Linked DNA regions of Homo sapiens: region 1 is linked to region 2. A link is a contact called in ENCODE Hi-C or POLR2A ChIA-PET data. All regions are on one chromosome and are shown on one strand. The core of a region is the stretch at or near the end of the contact, and the rest is flanking DNA. Distances in the headings are between cores, read along the strand shown.

What was found. Hi-C counts contacts between places; a loop is a spot of excess contacts on that map. ChIA-PET counts read pairs that join two places held with the same protein, here RNA polymerase II (POLR2A). Pooled maps may share reads with other maps.
Region 1: a loop to region 2 is called in a pooled map, with 2.0 times the contacts of the local background. The contact joins two enhancer-like sites. A Hi-C loop is called at or near these places in 1 of 50 pooled maps. POLR2A ChIA-PET finds 5 or more read pairs at or near these places in 2 of 52 experiments (T-cell and activated B cell).

What each region holds. Positions count from the first base shown.
Region 1 is chr3:113,674,943-113,680,764 of GRCh38, forward strand. USF3 (upstream transcription factor family member 3) reads right to left here. Exons shown (of 7, transcript NM_001009899.4): 2 at 2,340-2,455. Among named protein-coding and RNA genes, the nearest start is that of USF3, 19 kb to the right of the region's middle. Within about 2 kb of position 1,494, at least 2 of the 41 ENCODE cell types and tissues checked have a DNase peak (open chromatin) inside an H3K27ac peak, as active enhancers do.
Region 2 is chr3:113,909,769-113,915,439 of GRCh38, forward strand. The region is part of intron 9 of GRAMD1C (GRAM domain containing 1C); the gene reads left to right. Among named protein-coding and RNA genes, the nearest start is that of ZDHHC23, 35 kb to the right of the region's middle. Within about 2 kb of position 3,348, at least 2 of the 41 ENCODE cell types and tissues checked have a DNase peak (open chromatin) inside an H3K27ac peak, as active enhancers do.

The DNA of each region.
Region 1 (5,822 bases), core at 244-2,743, 240 kb before region 2:
ATCTTACAAAAATTGGTCAATAGCAATTTGATTTGAATATTAAAATGCTAAAAAATAAAATTGACATTGAAAAGCATTGGATTAGGTGTTGCAGATAGAAAGAAGTATAAGAAAATAGCATAAAAGTACTATAATTAGCAAATGTAGAAAATGGTGAATATCAAATGTGAGGTATAGCCAGAAACTGCTTGAGAAAATTTGAGTAGAAAAAGATCACTGCAGGCTTGGAAATCAAGAAAAGCTTAAAGGGGATGTGAATTTGAGCAAGAGCTGGAAAGATAGGTAGAGCATAGTTGAGTTGGGAGAGTATGCTATTTGTTCATGTGAAGTGTTATACAGAATTTAAACTAAAACAATGGTTCCCTACTCTGAACACAAAAAAAACAAATGTGACAAGAGCACAAACATGTAATATTCCATACATGAAAGCAAGCATTCATTCACTCACTCATTTGTTGGGCATTAACTTCAAACTGCTAGAAGTCTCATATTATCATTTGACTGTCATTAAAATCTGGGTATGAAAATTCTATATATATTTCAATTATCAGGCTACTAAATAATACATGCACTATTGGAAAATATATACATATATGGAAAAGGCCAGAAAGCAAATACATTAATATATTAATCATAGTTAAGTAAGGGTAGTGATATTTTGGTGATTTCATTCTCTTCTCTGACTTTCAAAAATTTCATAATGAAAGCTGTGATGCTTTTATATCCCAGAGATTGACAACTGTATTAGTCCGTTCTCATGCTGCTATAAAGAAATACATGAGACTGGGTAATTTTTAAAGGAAAGAGGTTTAATTGAGTCACAGCTCCACAGTGCTGGAGAATGCCTCTGGAAACTTACAATCATGGTGCTCTGTCACCTCTTGAACATTTTGCTGCTTAGAAATTTCTTCCACCGGATAACCTAAATTCTCTCTCTCAAGTTCAAAGTTCCACAGCTCTAGGGCAGGGCAAAATGCTTCCAGTCTCTTCACTAAAGCATAGCAAGAGTCACCTTTGCTCTAGTCTTCAAGAAGTTCCTAATCTCCATCGGAGACCACCTCAGCCTGGACTTCATTGTCCACATCACTATCAGCATTTTGGTCAAAATCATTCAACAAGTCTCCAGGAAGTTCCAAACTTTCTCACATCTGCCTGTCTTCTTCTGAGTCCTCCAAGTCTCTACAAAGTTCCAAACTTTCCCACATTTTCCTGTCTTCTAATCTGAGCCCTCCAAACTGTTCCAACCTCTGCCTGTTACCCAGTTCCAAAGTTGCTTTCACATTTTCAGGTATCCTTATAGCAGTGCCCCACTCCCAGTACCAATTTACTGTGTTAGTCCATTGTCACGCTGCTATGAAGAAATGCTCAAGACTAGGTAATTTACAAAGGAAAGAAGTTTCACTGACTCACAGTTCTGCAGGGCTGGGGAGGCCTCAGGAAACTTACAATCATGGTGGAAGGGGAAGCAAACATATCCTTTACATGGCGGCAGGAAGGAGAAGTGGTGAGCAAAGTGAGGAAAGCCCCTTATAAAACCATCATCTCATGAGAACTCACTCACTATCACAAGAACAGCATGAGGGTAACGGCCCCCATGATTCAATTACCTCCCACTTGGGCCCCTCCCATGACACATGGGATTATGGGAACCATAATTCAAGATGAGATTTGGATGGGGACACAGCCTAACTATATCAACAACCTTTCAAAATGAGTCTACCAAGTTGGGATACCTGCTGTGGTACACTGGAGGAGGTGCAAGTGTGGTTTCCCATTTTTTTCTCCGAGAGAGAGAAAAAGTAGCAAGTATGAAGTCTGAAGTCAGAAAGCATGAGTTTAAAATCTGTTTCTGCCACTTCCTAGCTGTCAGGTCTTGGGCAAGTTACATGACCCTCAGAATCTCAGATGCTTCATCTACACCGTGAATCATAATAACAGTATTACATTATTGGATTGTTCCGAGCAGGGAATGAAATTTTGCGGGTACAGCACAAGACCACGTTACCTAGTAGTAATAAGGATTTAATAAATGTTAGCTTTAAATGTTAGTGAGATATTTCAGGTTAACTTTAGCCCTAGGGAGGAGGGAGAAGGGTCCTGGGAAATAAGTAGACATGAATGCAGGAAGGGGATGACAGAAAGCACTGACTGAAGCAGCCTGTCGAGAAATGTGTCATCAAGACCCATGTCCAGCAGCTTATTCCTATTCCACCTTTTCCCTACCATTTGTGAAGTACCTATCAGCCTAAAAGCAATGAGCTCACATTAGGTAAACATATGGTGATGGTGGGGAACATGTAATTAAATAAGTAAATGAATAATCCCTGTGACCTTCTCACCTAAGGGCTTGCAGAGTTTCTTCACTTTTGATTCCTGGCTTCCAATGCCTCCCGTTTCTGATCCAAATGTATCATCTTCTGCCAGAAGATGGTCTATGGGTTATGCTTTCTTCTTACTACACAAGAGAAAAATCAATGAATGTTTATAGTTGCTAGGTGTCCATTAGCACCGCGTAAGGCAAGGGCTGACAACCTATGGCATGCAAGCAGATTTTTAGTGCCACGAAGGATGATCCTGAATTCTCCCCACACTTGAAAGCAAATCAATGCAGTTGCTCTCAAAAGTCACTTTCCTATTGGTTACCGATGCTCCATCCCGACAAAGATGGTAGTCTTACAGCCAACGGATGGTCCCCAAGAGGGGATTCTCTGTTTTCTCTTATGCATGCTCATTGTACCTTAGGTCCTCACTAGCTGCTGGTTACTCAAAGTCCTCCACTTGGGTCTTACCCTAACTTCTGTCCTCAATTCTAAAATTATCTTTCCTTCAATTTCCTACCTCCTACTTCTCTCTTTTAAGAGTGCCTGAAAACTTACATAAGGACCTTCCCCTAAGGCACTAGGAAGACAGCCCTCAGACCTTTGCATTGCATGTGTTCTTTAAAAATGTAAATTTGGGGGCTTCATTCCAAACATGACAAATGAGAGGTCTGGGTAGGGCCCAGGAATTTGCACTTTCAACAACCTCCTTGGGTGATCTTCTCCCCTCCCCTCCCCTCCCCTCCCTTACTCTCCCCCTCCTTCCCTTCCCTTCTCCCTCCCTTCCTCCCTCGCTCCCTTCCTTTCTCTCTTTCTTTTTTGTTTTTGGTTTTTTAGGTACAGAAAAAGTTTTAGAAACTTCAAGAGAGGGATCTGAATTTTAATAAGTGCCCCAGGTGATTCTGATAGGAAAAAGCTGGAAACACAGGCAGTTACCTTTAACTGGTGAAAGTTCAAGCATCTGACCAATACCCTAGTTCCAGCCTTTCCCCTGCAGCCCTTTTGAAAGTCTGCAGATAATTTCACATATAATTAAGGTATATAAAGTAAAAGTTCTAGTTGTCTAAACATCTAGAGTATTTTTTTTTTCTGGGCTCAGTCCATAATAACCAATATCTAAAATCTTGAAGTCAATGACACTAAGGGTCTATCACATAAGTAAACATTCTCTGCACTCAGGTGAAAGCCAGGAATTTAACTGAAAGAGGAAGACAACTGTAAATCAAAATCATCCCGTTTACCAAATGCCATTATGAATATCCATCTCAATGTAAAATTATTTATAGGTACAATTTTCATGCTACTAAAATTGCATTCCTGATGCTAAAAAAAAAGAGCATCTATTGGAAAGGAACTATACAATATTTTCATAAATCCCTGTCCACTTAATAATTAGCTTATTAATAAAGAAATTACATTTTTAATATTTACATAACTACAAATATATGCCTTAAAATATTTAAAGTGTCATTAAAAATTTTTTTTAATTTTTAAAAATGTTTTTAGAGACAGGATTTTGCTTTGTCATCCAGGCTGGTGTGCAGTGGTGTGATCACAGCTCACTGCAGCCTCAAACTTCTGGCTCTCAAACTCTGGTGATCCTCCCACCTCAGCCTCCTAAGCAGCTAGGAATACAGGCACACACCACTATTCCCGGCTAATTTTTTGTAGAGATGGGATCTCACTATGGTGTCCAGGCTGGTCTCTCTGTCTTAGAGATGGGATCTCACTATGCTGTCCAGGCTGGTGTCTCTCTCTCTCTCTCTCTCTCTCTCTCTCTCCAACTCCTGGCCTCAAGCGATCCTCCCGCCGCAGTCTTCCAAAGTGCTTGGAGCCACTGCACCTGGCTCCATTAATATTTTGGCTCCCTTAGTTTTTGAATGCCAAAGGATTACATTAGTAATCTCTGAATTATTATGCTTTTATGGAAGAACTATTCCTGAAGTTACTCAAACCCAGTAGTTTTCAAGTGTGGTGCTCAGATCACCTGCATCAAAATCACAGTTTTCAAAACTTTTTTCCTTGAGATAAACCTTACATATAATAAATTGCATAAATCTTACGTATAATATTCAATGGGTTTTGACGAATGCACACAACTGTATGACCCAACCCCATCAAGGTACAGAACATTATCAACAGAGAAAGTTCTTTTTTTTTTTTTTTTTTTTGAGACAGAGTCTCGCTGTGTCACCCAGCCTGGAGTACAGTGGCACAATCTCAGTTCACTGCAACCTCTGCCTCCTGGGTTCAAGCAATTCTTCTGCTTCAGCCTACCTAGTAGCTAGGATTACAGGCACCTGGCACCATACCCAGCTAATTTTTGTATTTTTAGTAGAGACGGGGTTTCACCATGTTGGCCAGCCTGGTCTCAAACTCCTGACCTCAAGCGACCCACCCATCTTGGCCTCCCAAAGTGCTGGGATTACAGGCATAAGCCACCACGCCCAGCCTCAGAAAGTTCTTTCATGACCCTTTCAAGTCAATCCCTTCCCCTACTCCAGAAGCAAACCCTATCCTAAATTTTTTCACCATAGAACTTCATATAAATGTATTGATTGGGAATTCTTTTGTGTAAAGCTTTTACTAAGCATAATGTTTCTGAAATTCATCTAGTAGTTTGTTCATTTTTATTGCTGAGTATAAATATACAACTGCATGTGAATTTGTAACAGAGTTTATGTTTTTCTTTTTTTTTTTGAGACAGAGTTTCGCTCTTTTTGCCCAGGCTGGAGTGCAGTAGAGGATCAAACGTGCATCAATGTTCACCACAGATATTGGCCTGTAGTTTTCTTTTTTTTTTTTTTTTTTTTTTTTGATGTGTCTTTGTTTGGTTTGGTATCAGGGTAACATTGGCTTCACAGAATGAATTCGAAGTATTCCCTCCTCCTCTATTTTTCTTAACAGGACTGGTATTAGTTCTTCTTTAGATGTTTGGTAGAATTCAGCAGTGAAGCTATTGGGTCCTGGGCTTTTCTTTGCTGGGAGACTTTTAATTATGACTTTGATATCATTACTTGTTATTGGTCTACTTAGGTTTTGGACTTCTTCATGGTTCAATTTTGGTAGGTTGTATGTGTCTAGGAATTTATTTCTTCTAGGTTTTCCAATTTATTGGCATATAGTTGCTTATAGTAGTCTGTAATGATCCTTTGAATTTCTGTGGTATCCAATGTACTGTCTACTTTTTCATTTTTTATTTTATTTGGGTCTCCTCTTTATGTCTCGGTTTGTTGATTTTGTTTATCTTTTCAAAAAACAAACTTTTTGGCCAGGCACAGTGGCTCACGCTTGTAATCCCAGCACTTTGGGAGGCCAAGGGAGGCATATCACTTGAGGTGAGGAGTTTAAGACCAGCCTGGCCAACATGGCAAAACCCTGCCTATACTAAAACTATAAAAATTCACCGGGTGTGGTGGCACATGCCTGTAATTTAAGGCTGAGGCAGGAGAATCACTTGAACCCGGGAGATGGAGGTTGCAGTGAGCCAAGATCACACGCCAC
Region 2 (5,671 bases), core at 2,098-4,597:
ATTCTGGAAAGGAAATCTTTCTCTCTGTAAATGATTTTTTAAAAAGTGTACTCATCAATGTTACTCAGAACAATACTCAAATTTCTTTGTGTGAAGATGCAAGCTTTTGACTGTGGTTATATTTTAGCATAATGGGATGAGTTTTTTGAAAGCAAGAGCATGGAAAGTTCATCATAATTGCTCCTGACTTTGATTTGTTTTTACTGTAGTCAATTTCCATTTAATTTTAAAAATTTCCATTTAATTCACTTTCAGAGGAACATTCTATATTTGAAATTTATTACAAAGATAAATGATAATAATATTCCATATGGCATTAAAAAAAACTTATTTGGCTGGGCACAGTGGCTCACGCCTGTAATCCCAGCACTTTGGAAGGCCGAGGCGGGTGGATCACACGGTCAGGAGTTCAAGACCAGTCTGGTCAACGTAGTGAAACCCTGTCTCTACTAAAAATACAAAAAATTAGCCGGGTGTGGCGGTGTGTGCCTGTAATCCCAGCTACTCGGGAGGCTGAGGCAGGAGAATCTCATGAACCCAGGAGGCGGAGGTTGCAGTGAGCCTAGATCACGCCACTGCACTCCAGCCTGGGTGACAGTGTGAGACTCCGTCTCAAAAAACAAAACAAAACAGAAAACTTACTTGGTTTTAGAGGGCCAGCAGAGATTAAGCTTAATCCTAATATGATGATAAAGAGAATCATGACCCAAAGGCCTTCTGAATTTCAAGAGTATTATATTCTAGATGTTTTTCACATTTTGTATTGTAATCCATTTTGTTTTGTATTGTAATCCATGTGTACATGAGGTCTAGAGTGGGCTCAACAAATAGCAGTCCTTCTTGACCACCCTGGTGGTAACAAAATTGGGAAAGAAAATGAAGAGCAAGTCAGATAGAGGCCAAAATATCACCTTTTATACTAATAGTAACAAAGTCAACGGATGTGGGTATGTGTGAAAGATAAGTGGGCTGCTGATGGAGCTGAAGAATGAGGTGGACTTACCTATCAATCACAGGCAATGTTCAATCTCCTCCCCAACTGGAGGGACGATCCCCCCTGGAGGAGAACCAGCTTCTGTGGGCACCTAGATCCAGAGAGAAGGACAGAGGTGTGCCAAGCCTACCCAACATACTCCTTCCACATTTACTAACTGTATTAGTAGCTCAGGCTGCCATAACAAAATACTACAGATTGGGTAGCTTAAGCAACAGAAATTTATTTCATATAATTCTGGAGGATAGAAACCCCAGATCAAGGTTTGGCAGAGTTGGTTTCTGGTGAGGGCTCTCTTCCTGGCTTGCCACTTTCTCACTGTGTCTGCTCATAGCCTTTCCTTAGCACATGCTCATGGTTAGAGGAGCAAAGTGTGAGGGAGGAGCAGAGCAGGGAACAACAGAGAGAGAGACACACACACACACACGCACACGAGAGAGAGAGAGAGCATACATGAGCAAACTCTCTGGTATTTTTTTTTTTTTCTTTTTGAGACAGAGTCTGGCTCTGTCGCCCAGGATGGAGTGCAGTGGTGTGATCTTGGCTCACTGCAATCTCTGCCTCCCGAGTTCAAGCGATTCTTGTGCCTCACCCTCTGGAACACCTGGAGTAGCTGGGATTACAAACATGCACCACCACGCCCAGCTAATTTTTTGTAATTTTAGTAAACAAGGGGTTTCCTCATGTTGGCCAGGGTGGTCTTGAACTCCTGGCTTCAACTGATCCTTTAGCCTCGGCCTTCCAGAGTGTCTGGTGTCTATTCTTATAAGGACACTAATTCTACCAGATCTGGGACCCACCTTATTTAACTTAATTATTTCTTTCCTTCCTTCCTTCCTTCTCCCTCCCTCCTTCCCTTCCCTTCTTCCTTTCTTTCCTTCTTTCTTTTTCTTTCTTTCTTTTCCTTTCTCTCTCTCTTTCTCTCTCTGTTTCTTTCCTTCCTTCCTTCCTTCCTTCCTTCCTTCCTTTTCTTTCTTTCTTTCCTGACAGAGTCTTGCTCTGTCCCCTGAGCTAGAGTGCAGTAGCACGATCTCGGCTCACTGCAACCTCTGCCTCCCGGGTTCACACCATTCTCCTGCCTCAGCCTTCCAAGTAGCTGGGACTACAGGTGCCCACCACCATGCCCAGCTAATTTTTTGTATTTTTGGTAGAGATGGGGTTTCACCATGTTAGCCAGGATGGTCTTGATCTCCTGACCTCGTGATCAGCCCGCCTCGGCCTCCCAAAATGCTGGGACTACAGGCATGAGCCACCGCACCTGGCCAATTAACTTAATTACTTTCTTTAGAGGCCCCATCTCCAAGTACAGCCACACCAGGAGTTAGGGCTTTAACAGAATAATTTGCGGCTACACAAACATTCAGTCCATACCAATAATCTACTTCCTATGGTTAGAGTGAGTTAAAGGGGTAGAGAGAGGCTGGGAATTACCCTAATTGGGCACCTTTAACTCGGAAGGGTTGAAGAAGAGACATCTCCACTGCATTATATATAATACCCAGCACACAATAATATTGTGTTAGTCAATGTAAGCCCATTTCCCAACCATTTTATGTAGATGTAAGTTTACTATGTTAATGTGTTTTCCTTAATATAAAATTTAATTTTTTAAAACATATTTTAAAAACTTCCAAAATATAGATTGTGTGTGTTATACTGCTTTTAGGTTTGAGAAAGATAAAAGATTTTGGTTTTTCTTGGTTGAGCACGGTGGCTCATGCCCGTAATCCCAGTACTTGGAGAGGCCAAGGTGGGAGGATTGCTTGGGCCAGGAGTTTGAGACCAGTCTGGGCAAGACTTGTCTCTACAAAAAATAGAAAATTAGCTGGACATGGTGGTGCATGCCTATAGTCCTAGCTACGCAGGAGGCTGAAGCAGGAGCATCACTTGAGCCCCAGGAGATCAAGGCTGCAGTGAGCTATGATCACACCATTGCACTCTAGCCTGGGCGACAAAAGAGCCAGATCCAGTCTCTTCAAAAAAAAAAAAGATTTAATACTTTTTATGTTTCAGTTTTGAGGATAGATGTTATAGACACTATGATTGTGTTACTTTCTTGTAACCACCAATAGGAGAGAGAAAGGGAAAGAGAAAGAGAAAGCAAAAAATATAATAAAAGTAGTTGTTTAAAGGAAAATTTAGTACAAATTACTTGAGGCTTGTTGTACTTATTAAGTAGGCATTTTAAGGACTCTTTTTCTTAAAATTGTAAGATCCTTGCCATTGAAGTCAATGTAGTGGGAGACATTTGGAAAGATGAAGGGTAACATAGAGACTGCTTTATTAGTGTCCTTACCATTCTTGCTTTAGTATGCAGCTGGGCATGGATTAGTCATACGCTGTTTACCTGAATTTAGGACTTTAGGAAGATCTACTCTGGCCCCCAGTGGCCAAATAGGTAAGTAGCACCAAAACCAGGATTTTTGTTTTCTCTTTCTCACCTGCTTCTTTTATAAGAATGGTCCTTCCAAAGTAGTTTCAGCTGGATGTGGTGGCGCGCGCTTGTAATCCCAGCACTTTGGAAGGCTGAGCCAGGTGGGTCAACTGAGGTCAGGAGTTCGAGACCAGTCTGGCCAATGTGAGGAAAGCCCATCTCTACTAAAAATACAAAAATTAGCTGGGTGTGGTGGCACACGCTTTTAATCTCAAGAGTGAGACTCTGTCTCCAAAAAAAAAAAAAAAAAAAAAAGAATCCTATAAAAGAAACATTATAAGTTGCATAAAGGATAACAATAAAACTGATAAAAATTGTACATATCTAGAAATAAAGAATAATAGTGTATAGATTCATTATTGCACAGGAGCTCTGATCACACTTTGCTCCTTGCAAAGGCTGTTTGGCTTTATAGCAGTAAGAAGGTATATGTAACATTCAGACCTCTGTTTGGGGAGTTTTATTTAAAGTGTATGGCGATTTTTTTCTTATTAGATTATCATTAGATAGCAAATCAAGCGCTCCTACTGGTTTCCCTAAGCACGTTCCAAAATCTTGGACTTGTCATATGTATTAAATGGGTAAAATAATGAATCTGTGTTTTTACTTTTTTAAAGTTGTGAAGTTATGAAGACGGTTGAAGTCAATGAACTGAAGTGACATTTGAAAAGGTCACAAAAAGTAAACCATCCCAGGAGACTGGGGATGTGTGTGTGGGTTTAGAGGGAGTGAGGGAGATTGCAGATCACTTTAAACCAAACATCATTTTATTTAGTGATAGTATATTGATCTACTATAGTAAGCAGGAGAAAGATAACAAGTCAATAAATCAATAAAAATATAACTACAAGTCAGGATAGGTTCTGTGAAGGAAATGAACAAGATCAACAGAATCACCTTTAGTTGTTTTCTTCCTTTGTGAATATTTGAATTATTTTTACAGTGAACATATAATACTTCTGTGTCAGAAAAAGCTGTTTCCCAGGCCTAATTGGAAAGTTACCTCACAAAGCTTAGCAAAATTGCCTAGTTTTGTGATTCATTTCTACGCTGAAGGAGCCATTATTTGAAACTGCAGTAAAGAGTTTTTGCCTACGTAGAGTATTGTTGAAGGGAGAAGCAAATCAATATCTATCTGATATCCATAAGTCCTTTATGCCTCTAGCAAAATAGGGAGACACAAATCATCCAATGAGGGATAAACAGCAGTAGTTGGGGATGAAGCCAGAGCTAGCAGAGTTTTTCTGATCCATAGACTATTGCCCTTTGATTTAACCTGACTAATATTGACAGATGCTTTACCCAGATCATTCTTAGAGCTTGATTTCTGAAACATGGGGAGCTTTTGCAGCAATTTTTATTCTGTATCGATGGGGCATCATCCTTGAGATAATAGTAAGTAATCTTGGTCCTGAAATCATTACAATTTCATATTGAATTGCTTTATGTTACTTCCTCTATTATGCCAGGCTTCTGTTCCTTGGTTTTTTTTTTTTCTTTTCTGTTTGGTTCTTCTAAGTTAAATTCCTTCTGGCGGTATAAAATAGATGTTAAGTTTATGTGCTCTGGAGCTGGAGTGGGTTCAAATTCCAGGTCAGTCACTCACTAGCCATGGAGCCTCGGCAATTATTTCTGTGATTCTGTTTCCCCATCTGGAAATAATGATGATAATACCACTTATCTCATAGCATTGCAGTGAGAATAAGATGAGTCAATACTTGTAAGGTATGTAGCACAATGTCTAACATATAGTAAGCACTATGTAAGTATGGGCTATTTTATATAATATTTCCAGGGCATATGAGAATAGGTGAGCAAGATATTGCTTCTTCATTTGTCACTAGTAGTTTTCAACATCACTATGATTATCAAATTCCCAGAAAAAATGTAATAATTCATTGGGCATTTGTTAGCTTTGATGAATACTTTTCAGAAGGATTTCTTAGTTCTTTTAATGTGTGATGTTGAAAATAGGTTGTGATTACAGTCATTCTTGTCTTTGGGTAGTGAACATTAAGTCAAGTTGAAACATTATTCAGGCTGATAAGCTAAGTGCAGCAGATATTATAGCCATTGATAAATTAATATTTACTGAGTGAGCATTCAGAGGTAGAAGTTGCTAATTTCTATGTTAGATACTATCTTATGTGTCTATATTGTCCTTGTCCCTTTTGAAATATTCTTTTGAGTGACATATTATGGCCATTTGATACCATTCAAGTGAAATATTTCTGTATCTTTTG